2 separate regions of the Homo sapiens genome follow, and region 1 is linked to region 2. Evidence: read pairs that join two places in POLR2A ChIA-PET (ENCODE). Cell type or tissue: endothelial cell of umbilical vein. All regions are shown on one strand. Each heading gives the region's core, and the rest is flanking DNA. Links, peaks and the distances in the headings are about the cores only.

Region 1 (5,383 bases), core at 170-5,169, 580 kb before region 2:
ATAGCCACATCTTATTAGCAGCTCTGGGAACATCTAGCAAACCACATCATCACAGATCTGAGACAGGAGGGTAACACAGAAAATAAGAACTGTGAAAGGGGAGAAAAATGCCTTCTGTTTCTGTTTCTGTGCCGTGCATCTAGGCCACCGGGAGGTTACTTTTCTTCTCTAATTGGGAATGTTCATTTTCATTCAATTGGCTGTGTAAGGAGAAGAAAGATTCGCTTTCACCACAAGTGGCCACTGATTTCTCACCCTAAGAACTATGTTCTTCACAGCATTCCCCAGCTCAGGATTATGACAATGACTTTCTCTTGTCTCTAGCACCAAGGTGTGGTTCCTGCCTGATTTTCAAGGGCATCCAATAACCCGGCCCAGACTACCCATCCAACCACATTTCCCCAGAATTTTCTGGAGAGTTTCTTTTGTTGTACTAGAGAGATATACTCACCCCCACCAGGATAGGCCAGTGCTGTCCTACTGTTATCCTTCACTAACATGATATAGAAAGGTATCCCTTCTTGTCTCCACTCTACAAAATCCAGTGAATTCTTCTAGGCTCACTTCACCTTTCTCCTGGAATTATAGATTCTCAAGATCAGAAGGGATTGTTAAGGTTATTCAATCCAGCACCTAGCTTATAGCAGGCACTTTATAAATATTTGTGAATGAATTAATGAACCACACTTCTCTGAGAAACTCAAGCTGGTATTCTCTTTTTGATCATATCTACTGAAAATATATCCATGTGTCAAAAGTAGAGGCTACATAGACTCTCCTGAACTACTCACTGTGGAAAAACTTCCGTTCCACTTTTCAAAGAAATAAGATAAGCAATTTGAAGGGTGGTGTTGATTATTATAATTCACCAAGTATGAACACATATAACAATTGTTTCAAATGGTTAGGATTGGCAATGGAGGGGGGCATGGTAGCTCACGCCTGTAATCCCAGCACTTTGGGAGGCCGAGGCCGGTGGATCACGAAGTCAGGAGATCAAGACCATCCTGGCTAACACGGTGAAACCCCATCTCTACTAAAAATACAAAAAATTAGCCGGGTGTGGTGGCGGGTGCCTGTAGTCCCAGCTACTCTACTCGGGAGGCTGAGGCAGGAGAATGGCATGAACCCAGGAGGCAGAGCTTGCAGTGAGCAGAGATCGCACAACTGCACTCCAGCCTCGGCGACACAGCAAGACTCCGTCTCAAAAAAAAAGAAAAAAAAAAAAAAAGAATTGGCAATGGAAAGTACCCTGGCTCAGTGAGGCCCACAGCAATTAATTAAGAATTTTAGACCAGGGAGCTCTCAGTTAAGAGCATTCACTCCTGCTAATTCTTTTTTTTTTTTCTTGTGCTTTTTTTTCTATTTTAACTTTGATTTTAGGTTTAGGGGTACATGTGAAGATTTGTTACATAGGTTAACGTGTTATAGGGGTTTGTTGTACCTATTATTTCACCACCCAGTATTAAGTCCAGTACCCAATAGTTTTTTCTGCTCCTCTCCCTCCTCCTATGGGTAGATAACTACTGGGCCTGATACCTTGGTGATGTTGTTTCCTTCTTCGTATCCATAAGTTATCATTTAGCTCCCACTTATAAGTGAGAACATGTGGTATTTGGTTTCCTCTTCTTGCATTAGTTTGCTAAGCATAACAGCCTCCAGCTCCATCTATGTTCCCACAAAAGACATGCTCTTGTTCTTTTTTTACAGCTGCAAAGTATTCCATGGTGTATATGTACCACATTTTCTTTATCCAATCCGTCATTGATGGGCGTTTAGGTTGATTCCACAACTTTATTATTGTGAATAGTGCTGCAATGAACATTCGCGTGCATGAGTATTTATGGTAGAATGATTTACATTCGTCTGGGTATATACCCAGTAATGCGGTTGCTGGGTCTAATGGTATTTCTGTTTTTAGCTCTTTGAGGAATCGCCACACTGCTTTCCACAATGGTTGAACTAATTACACTCCCACCAACAGTGTGTAAGTGCTCCCTTTTCTCCACAACCTTGCCAGCATCTGCTATTTTTTGACTTTTTATGTAATAGCCATTCTGACTGGTGTGAGATGGTATCTCATTGTGGTTTTGATTTGCATTTCTCTAACGATCAATGATATTTGGCTTTTTTATATGCTTATTGGCCACAGGTATGTCTTCTTTTGAAAAGTGTCTTTTTGTGTCCTTTGCCCACATCTTAATGGGGTTGTTTGTTTTTCTCTTGTAAATTTGTTTAAGTTCCTTACAGATGCTGGATATTAGACCTTTGTCAAATGCATAGTTTGCAAATCTTTTCTCCCATTTTGTAGGTTGTCTGTTTACTCTGTTGATAGTTTCTTTTGCTGTGCAGAAGCTCTTTAGTTTAATTAGATCCCACATATCAATTTTTGCTTTTGTTGCAATTGCTTTTGGTGTCTTTGTCATGAAATCTTTGCCCGTTTCTATGTCCATGATGGTATTGCCTAAACTGGCAGAAAGAGAGCACAGATAGGAAGTAAGGAATGCCCACCAAAGATGTGACTAAATGGAAGTCATTGTGTCTTCTCAAAGGAAAAAGTGGGAACTTACTTACAGAGTTCTTTGTGGACTAAAGGCAACAAGAGGGTACGGTCTTATGTCCTGTAGAGCTTAGTGATCAGTAGTTTCTGGAAAAAGACTTCCTAGGTTCAAATCCTGCCTCTGCCCCTGTGAACAAGCTGCTGTGCCCCAGTTTTCTCCAGTATAGAATGAGGGAAATAACATCACCTTAGAGGATTTTTAGAGAAAAATAAGTGAGATGCTTCAATAAAGCATTAAGCACTGTACTTGCCTCATGGTAACTTTTCAGGAAATGTGAGACAAAAAATTATTTATTTTATAAAGGAAAACAATAGGCTGTAAAAGAAGCAGTTTCTCATTTTCTGAAATACATATATCTTCCTTTTGGCAGGGGCAGGGAGTAAGGTTTAGGAAGAGTATTTTTCCAGAGGGAGATAGTGAGAATGAATTAATGATTTTGTGACTCATGGGGCATGAGGTCATATGACACGGTTTCATGTAGCTTCCCACTGACATAGTTCAGGGCTGCACAAACAGCGTGGAAGGCTTTGGGCATGGGGCCAATGAAAAGTGAGAATGGATCCCTTGGAGGCTGAGGCTAGAGATGCCGGCAGAACACTTGGGCTGGGAATCCTATGGATAGTTGAGAAAAGCGGAACTAGGACAGCCCCTAGGTATGGAAATATGGAGGGAAGAAAGTCAAACTTATTTTTGTTGACTAGTGGCCCAAATACCTGAGGTGGAGTGTTTCTCAGTGACCACAGGATTGGCTCAGAGTAAATAGTTGATGGGGCAAGGGAATGTAAGTTGAAGAGAGGTGTTGTTGGAATGCAGGAGCAATCACATGGGCTTAAGGGCCTGAGCAGCTTTCATATTGCTCTTCTATTGAGGTTCAAAGATGGAGGGCTGGAGAGGAGGGCCAGTATAGGCAGAAATTGCCTCCCCCATTTTATAGAATGTGTTCCTCTTGGAGTATGCTCTGGGCAGTTCCAGGAGTTCTGAGCAAGGCATACATGGCTAAGTTCATGTTTAGTTACTCACATTCTGAAGTCACTGACACCTATCAGACCATCTTGTCCTTGAGGAAAGACTACTTTGCAAGCTCTGCCTGTGCCTTTCTGTGGGAAGCCAGAAGAGCAACGGGTGTCATTGTTGGCTCCATGAGAGAGGTCATTTTGCTTGGTGAGAGATTATAGGCAAAAATAGAAGCCCCAATGTAGTCTCCTGGGCAAATGACTTATTCATGGGTTCTAAATTATTGAGGTCATTGAAGAGAGTGCTATTTTTAACCTTTGAGAAAGGAAAGAACGGGGTGAACTGGGCTTTAGGGAGGACTGTGTCTTCATAGGGCAAAAGGCAATGGTGTAAACAGGCGCTGAAAAGAAAGGTAGGGGTCGGTGCATGCACCCTGAGAGGGGCATGTGCTCAGTGCATGACCCTCAGAAGTCTTCTGTGTATAGATGGGTATGCCTCATTTGCAACCAGCCAGCCACAAGGAAGGAGACTTAGAGAGCTGAATTGGCAATATAGGCAGATGTCTTAGCTAGAGCCATTTTTCAGAGAGCCAGGGAGAACTCTGTGCCACAAAATGCTATTCCTACATTTTGTATTCCTTCAGAGCTTAAAGGCTTTGTTTTTCTCCTGAAATGTAAATGTTCCCTAGGAGATTCCACACATTGATGGTTTATCAGTGGCCACCTCAATTATTGGTGAACACCTTTGCAGGAAAATGAATCAATAGTTGATTGAGAGCAAAAATGGGGTGTAGAATAATGCTTAGGGTGGGAGTAATGGAGGAGAGTTCCAGTGGATGAAGCGCCTGGGCTGTAAGAATGTAGGAATGAAGACCCTGAGAAAGTAGAGAAAAATTAACAATGGAAAACTTATGTTTGTGTTGGGCTCAGAATATGATACTCCAAAGCATGGCGCTTTGGTGTGCTGAGTACTTTGAACTGAAGAAAATTGGAAAGGCCTCAGAACCAAGGTCTTTCCCATCTTCTCCCATCCTCCTGTCTCCTGCTTCTCTTTCTTCCCCAAAGTGAGTCATAGAAGCCACACTTCCCCTTCCCCAAGGTGGGTCATAGAAACTAGAACTCCTCTTTCTCAAAGCCACCCGTAAAACCTAGAAAGGTCATTCTCTCCCTTCTCCCTTGAAGACCCTCATTCCAGAGGGACCCCTTCCTAGGAGGAAGAAACGCTACACAGAGAGGTCAAGAAGAAGCTGAACAGACAGGTCTTGCTTGCTTTCCCCCTCAGTCTGTTGCTCTCGGATTATACCCTTTCTGTCCAATCACATTTTTATACAGCTGTCCATTCTTCATCAAACCCAAGCATAAAAAAGAAAGTTCTTCCTGGCTTTTGGGTCTTCATTTCTCAAGGCTCCTATGTCGTGTAAAACTTTGGTTAAATAAATGTATTATGATTTTCTCTAGTTAACCTGTATTTTTTTATAAGAATATTGGCCATGACCCTTATGATGGGTTAGGAATAGTATCATAATTTCCTGTTCCTACATTTGAAAACACAATATTTCTACTGCACTATTTCTGACCTCCTTAAAGGAATTCTAGATTATTTCCTTTTCAATCCATTTTGTAATCCCTTATAACAACTTCTCACCCAGATCTGATCCATAAGTATTTATAAATAGCCTATACTTTGTATATGGGTTTGCTGGTTCTTTCATTTAATATTCTTTAATTCTTCTTCCTTGGTGGCTTCTGCCCATTTAGCATTCTTTTAAACTTCCCAGTGTTTAAGTCTCATTGCTCAAAGTGGGAAATCCCTAAACTTGTGAGGCGGAGCTTACTTCCCACTATAGAAGCTCCCTTGTAGCTATGAGT
Region 2 (5,310 bases), core at 311-5,310:
TCATGCCACTGCACTCCAACCTAAGTGACAGAGAAAGACTCCATCTCAAAAAAAAAAGTAGTCAAATTTACAGAAGCAGAAAGAATGGTGGTTACCAGAGGCTGTGGGGAAATGGGGAGTTTAATGGGTATAGTTTCAGTTTTGCAAGATAAAAAATTTCTGGAGATTAGTTTTACAACAACGATAACTTAATACAACAGTGACATACCTAACACTACTGAAATGTACACTTAAAAATAGTTGAGATGGTAGGCCGGGCGCGGTAGCTCACACCTGTAATCCCAGCACTTTGGGAGGCCAAGGTGGGGGCATCAAGAGGTCAGGAGATTGAGACCATCCTGGCCAACATGGTGAAACTCCGTCTCTACTAAAAATACAAAAAGTAGCTAGGCGTGGTGGCAGGTGCCTGTAATCCCAGCTACTCAGGAGGCTGAGGCAGGAGAATTGCTTGAACCTGGGAGGCGGAGGTTGCAGTGAGCTAAGATCACGCCACTGCACTCCAGCCTGGCAACAGAGTGAGATACCATTCCCCCACCAAAAAAATAAAATAAAAAATAGTTGAGATGGTAAAATTTTATCATCTACCCATTTGCACATTGATGATAGTAAATTTTTATTTATTTTTCTGAGACAAGGTCTCGCTCTGTTGCCCAGCTGGAGTGCAGTGGTGCACCCTCAGCTCACTACAATCTCTACCTTCTGGGTTCAAGTGATTCTCCTGCCTCAGCCTTGCAAGTAGCTGGGATTACAGGGGTGTGCCACCATGCCCAGCTAATTTTTGTACTTTTAGTGGAGACAGGGTTTCACCATGTTGGCCAGGCTAGTCTCGAACTCCTGAGCTCAGGCAATCCACCCGCCTCAGCCTCCCAAAGTACTGGGATTGCAGGCGTGAGTCACTGTGCTCAGCCCACAGTTTTTTTTTGTTTGTTTGTTTGAAGTAAAACCCTAATCGAGGCATGAAGGAGATCCAGCTTTTGCATTTATTATGTAGAGATGTAAATAGAGCACTAATGCTTTGTAAGGGCTGGCATGTGAGGCAGCAACACAGAGACTATACAAGGAGGGCTTTGGATGTCGTGTGTGGAGCTGGAGTTTAACTACTGTGCTTAAGTTTTGTGACTGGTCTTAGAGCCAGTCCTTTAGCCTAGGTCCCCCGTAGTGCATTGAACATCCCTATACCTGTACCACAGGCCATTTGAGAAGCAGGGTTCACCAGGCGAGCAGAGCCTAAAAGCACAAAGCATAGTCAGTGCAACATAACTCCTTCCCCCTAACGTTTTCACTTCTTAGTCAGTATTGTTCAATTATAGTAACTAACAATATTTACAGTTTAGCATTTACAGAGCACTTTAGAATATCTCCGGATGTTTGCAATTGTATAACATTTCTTAATATCAAAGATGATTGCCTCCTCTTCATGTTTATAAGTTATTTAGCATGTCTTCACACTTTCACAATTTATTTTACTTATGTTTTTCACAGAATTTGGTGGAAGGGATAAGAATTTAGAGTAAAATGAGGAAAGTGAAATCTTTCCATTATAATTTATTTTTGCAGGACACTGAGGCAAGTTAGGATTCATCTTGAACTCCCTCTGAGAATGACGGATGACCCATCCGATTTCAGAGGACTTCATAGGGAACTTCAGAAAGCCAAATCCACAGTCCTAGTGGATGACAAGCATTTAAAAATATTATGGGAATTGGCTCCAGTTTACTGGAGTGAAAAAGATTAGCTAGTCTACTTGAAGTAAATGAGATTTGAAAACTTAAAGCTCAAAAATCACTTAAAGTAAATGAGGTATTTGGAGATTAGAGCGGCTGAAGTTTCCCAAGCATTCTGCTAGTGTTACTCTATTTTAAAAAATACCACAAACCCATTGATTTAAATATAAAAGAGAAGTGGCTAAAGGTATAATCCTCGTTACTTTATAGTCATACCTTATAACTGACTACCTCTTACTTGTAAATAGATAGCCAATGTGTGAAGAATAGTTTAAAAAGCACCATTATATCAGTGCTGACAAGCAGAATACTGAAAGAGAGCGGGGAAAGGCCGAAACTATCCCCAAAGATGTTGCTTTAAATGATCATGAAAAGTCCAGATAGAGATGATAACTGTTTTTTGACAGATTCCAATTTTAAGAGTTCAAAGTAAATTCTATTATATATTTTTAGCAAGTTTACTTCCCCCTTTATTTTGAAAAACAGCTTTATACGTTCCTGACTATAAAAATGTTGCCCAAAACAGAAACTTAAAAAGAATACTGGATAAAAAAGAAGTATTACCTGTAAACCCCAGAGTTAACTTTTGTTGGTATAATTGAACATTTATAAAAATTCCTAAAGCATGGGTTTTGAGATTTGTTTCTGTGCCTATCTTTGTTCACCCCCTTGTGGCCATGATATGAAGTCAAGAGCTAGGCAGCAAAAAAAGAAGAGGGAGAAAAGTGAACAGCTTGGATAGTAAACTGATCACTTCTCACTTTAACACTATTTGCAATAATTAACATATGTAGAACATAGTTCTACTTGAAATACATATGGGTCAGAGTCTTGGCAGGAAAGAAAGGGAACACTCAAAAGGGGCAATTGTAAACTATCCCTTCATTAGAATTTTTGAAGTATGGGGAGCTGCTTCAGTTAACTATGCAGTTAAGAGAAACTGCAAGGGGTGTGTTACTGATAGCTCCCATTGGCTGAACCCAACAGGAAGCCAGAAGGAAATGGAACTGAATTTTTGCAGCCCTTAAAGGTCCACCCTTCCAGGTCACAAAGCAGGGTAAGAGTAGAAAGTGATCTGGCTGGGCCGGGTGCAGTGGCTCACACCTGTAATCCCAGCGCTTTGGGAGGTTGAGGTGGGTGGATCCCAAGGTCAAGAGATTGAGACCATCCTGGCCAACATGGTGAAATCCCGTCTCTACTAAAAATACAAAAATTAGCTGGGCGTGGTGGCACGCACCTGTAGTCCCAACTACTTGGGAGGCTGAGGCAGGAGAATCGCTTGAACCCGGGAGGCGGAGGTTGTAGTAAGCTGAGATCACGCCACTGCAACAGAGTGAGACTGACAACAGAGTGAGACTCCGTCTAAAAAAAAAAAAAAAGTGATCTGGCTGGACAAACTGAGCCAGTCCAGCACAAAATCTTTCTAAAATATTTTATTATAATTATAGTTTCTTTTATAAAGCATGAGTCCAAGGGCTACATTATGGGAAAACACATAATTTGGAGTTGAATCTCTATACAATTCCTCTGGCCTACCTGGAAAATAGTAGAGATAACAGAATTTTGCACTACCTGAAAACGTTACTCAGGCTTTTCTTCTCCATGTAGTGCCTATAGAGGTATAAGCCTGGCATGTGAGGGGTTTGAAGCATTGGATAGTTTAGTATGAGTGACAATAAGGGAAGGGAAGAAAGGAAGGCAGAAATGGGGATACAGAGACTTCAGTTACTGTTCACTGCTGGTCCTCATCCACCTTTTGTCCCACTGCAAAGTAAACTTCCCAGCTCCTACCTGGGGAAATATGACGAGCACTGATTACTTGTTAGTCAAACTGAACAAGTGTCAAGGCCGGGCATGGTGGCTCATGCCTGTAATCCCAGCACTTTGGAAGTCCAAGGCGGGCGAATCACCAGAGGTCAGGAGTTCGAGATTAGCCTGGCCAACGTGGCAAAACCCTGTCTCTACTAAAAACACAAAAAGAAGCCAGGCATGGTGGTGCGCGTCTGTAGTCCCAGCTACTCGGGAGGCTGAGGCAAGAGAATTGCTTGAACCGGGAGGTGGAGGTTGCAGTGACCTGAGATCACGCCGTTGCAGTGAGCTAAGATCACGCCATTGCACTCCCGCCTGGGTGACAGAGTGAGACTCTGCCTCAAAAAAAAAAAAAAAAAAAAAACTGAACAAGTGTCTAAGATACCACCAGCAAAGAAGGGTCACCAAACATATACAGAAAAAAAAAATCAGGAAACTTGGGATGAAGCTGTTTTTATTTCAGCATATTTCTAAATTTTGCAATTTTTGAAATCATTTTTGAAAAGTAAAATTTTATTAATAGTTTAGAAAGTGTAATGGTCAGAGGGCTGTAGCACATTATAATCCTTTGTCCCATTCCATTATTTCTCAAATAATCTTTTTACTACGGTTTCAACAATGCTTACTTCTGCTCTGGTTGGGACTGAAACAAAGGCCTCAGGGCTCAGCTCAACATGTACTGATTTTAAAATCAGCACTTTGTATTTCAAAATCAGGATTTTGAGGCTTTTATCCTTCATGATAACTATCCTTGGCTGAACACATGGCTTTATTCCTCTTTAGCTGCTCTCCATTAATCCTACAATACAACTTAGATTTAATTCACCATATGGCAGAAGATGGATTAAAAAACCAAGAAGAGGCCCAGCGTGGTGGCTCACGCCTGTCATCCCAGCACTTTGGGAGGCCAAGGCAGGCGGATTACCTGAGGTCAGGAGTTTGAGACCAGCCTGGCCAACATGGTGAAACTCCGTCTCTACTAAAAGTACAAAAATTAGCCAGGCGTGGTGGCACACATCTGTAATCCTAGCTACTCAGGAGGCTGAGGCAGGAGAATTGCTTGAGCCTGGGAGACAGAGGTTGCAGTGAGCCAATATCGTGCCACTGCACTCCAGCCTGGCTGACAGAGCAAGACTCTGTCTCAAAACAAACAAGCAAGAAGAGCCAGGCATGGTGGCTCACGCCTGTAATTCCAGCACTTTGGGAGGCCGAGGCAGGTGGATCACCTGAGGTTAGGAGTTCGAGGTCAGCCTAGCCAACATGGTGAAACCCTGTCTCTACTAAAAATACAAAAATTAACTGGGTGTGGTGGCAGGTGCCTGTAATCCCAGCTACTCGGGAGGGTGAGACAGGAGAATCGTTTGAACCTGGGAGGCGGAGGTTACAGTGAGCCGAGATCACGCCACTGCACTCCAGCCTGGGCAACAAAGAGTGAAACTCTGTCTCAAAAAACAAACAAACAAACAAAAACTGAGATATCACTTTTAATTTATTTGCTTGGCAAAAATAACATTTGATAGCTCATTGTTGGTGAGGGTATGAAGAAGCAAGTTATCTTACACATTGCTGGTGAGAGTGAAAGTTGCAACAACTTCTGTGGAAGAAGATTTCACAATATCATCAAAATTACAAAGGCACATACTCTTTGATCTAGCAATTCTACTTTCTACTAGTACTAATTACGCTACATATATACACCTGTGGAAATCACATGGCAAAAGAAATTCACTTCAGCAAAATTAGGAATAGTAAAATAGGACACAATCTTAATGTTGCT

The links. Peaks named below come from ENCODE experiments on the same cell type or tissue, not always from the same donor. Only the 100,000 strongest peaks of a DNase experiment are listed, where the experiment ranks them.
Region 1: POLR2A ChIA-PET joins it to region 2 with 7 read pairs; 1 of 35 experiments calls an interaction of 5 or more read pairs at or near these places.

What each region holds. Positions count from the first base shown.
Region 1 is chr15:34,691,213-34,696,595 of GRCh38, reverse strand. No RefSeq gene overlaps it. Among named protein-coding and RNA genes, the nearest start is that of LINC02252, 38 kb to the right of the region's middle. In endothelial cell of umbilical vein, for the core only: no CTCF peak of the experiment used is centred there; a DNase peak (open chromatin) is centred at 3,005.
Region 2 is chr15:34,107,347-34,112,656 of GRCh38, reverse strand. It overlaps PGBD4 (piggyBac transposable element derived 4), which reads right to left. Exons shown (of 1, transcript NM_152595.5): 1 at 3,971-5,310. Among named protein-coding and RNA genes, the nearest start is that of PGBD4, 7.9 kb to the right of the region's middle. In endothelial cell of umbilical vein, for the core only: a CTCF peak has its summit at 2,424 (motif pointing left); a DNase peak (open chromatin) is centred at 2,386.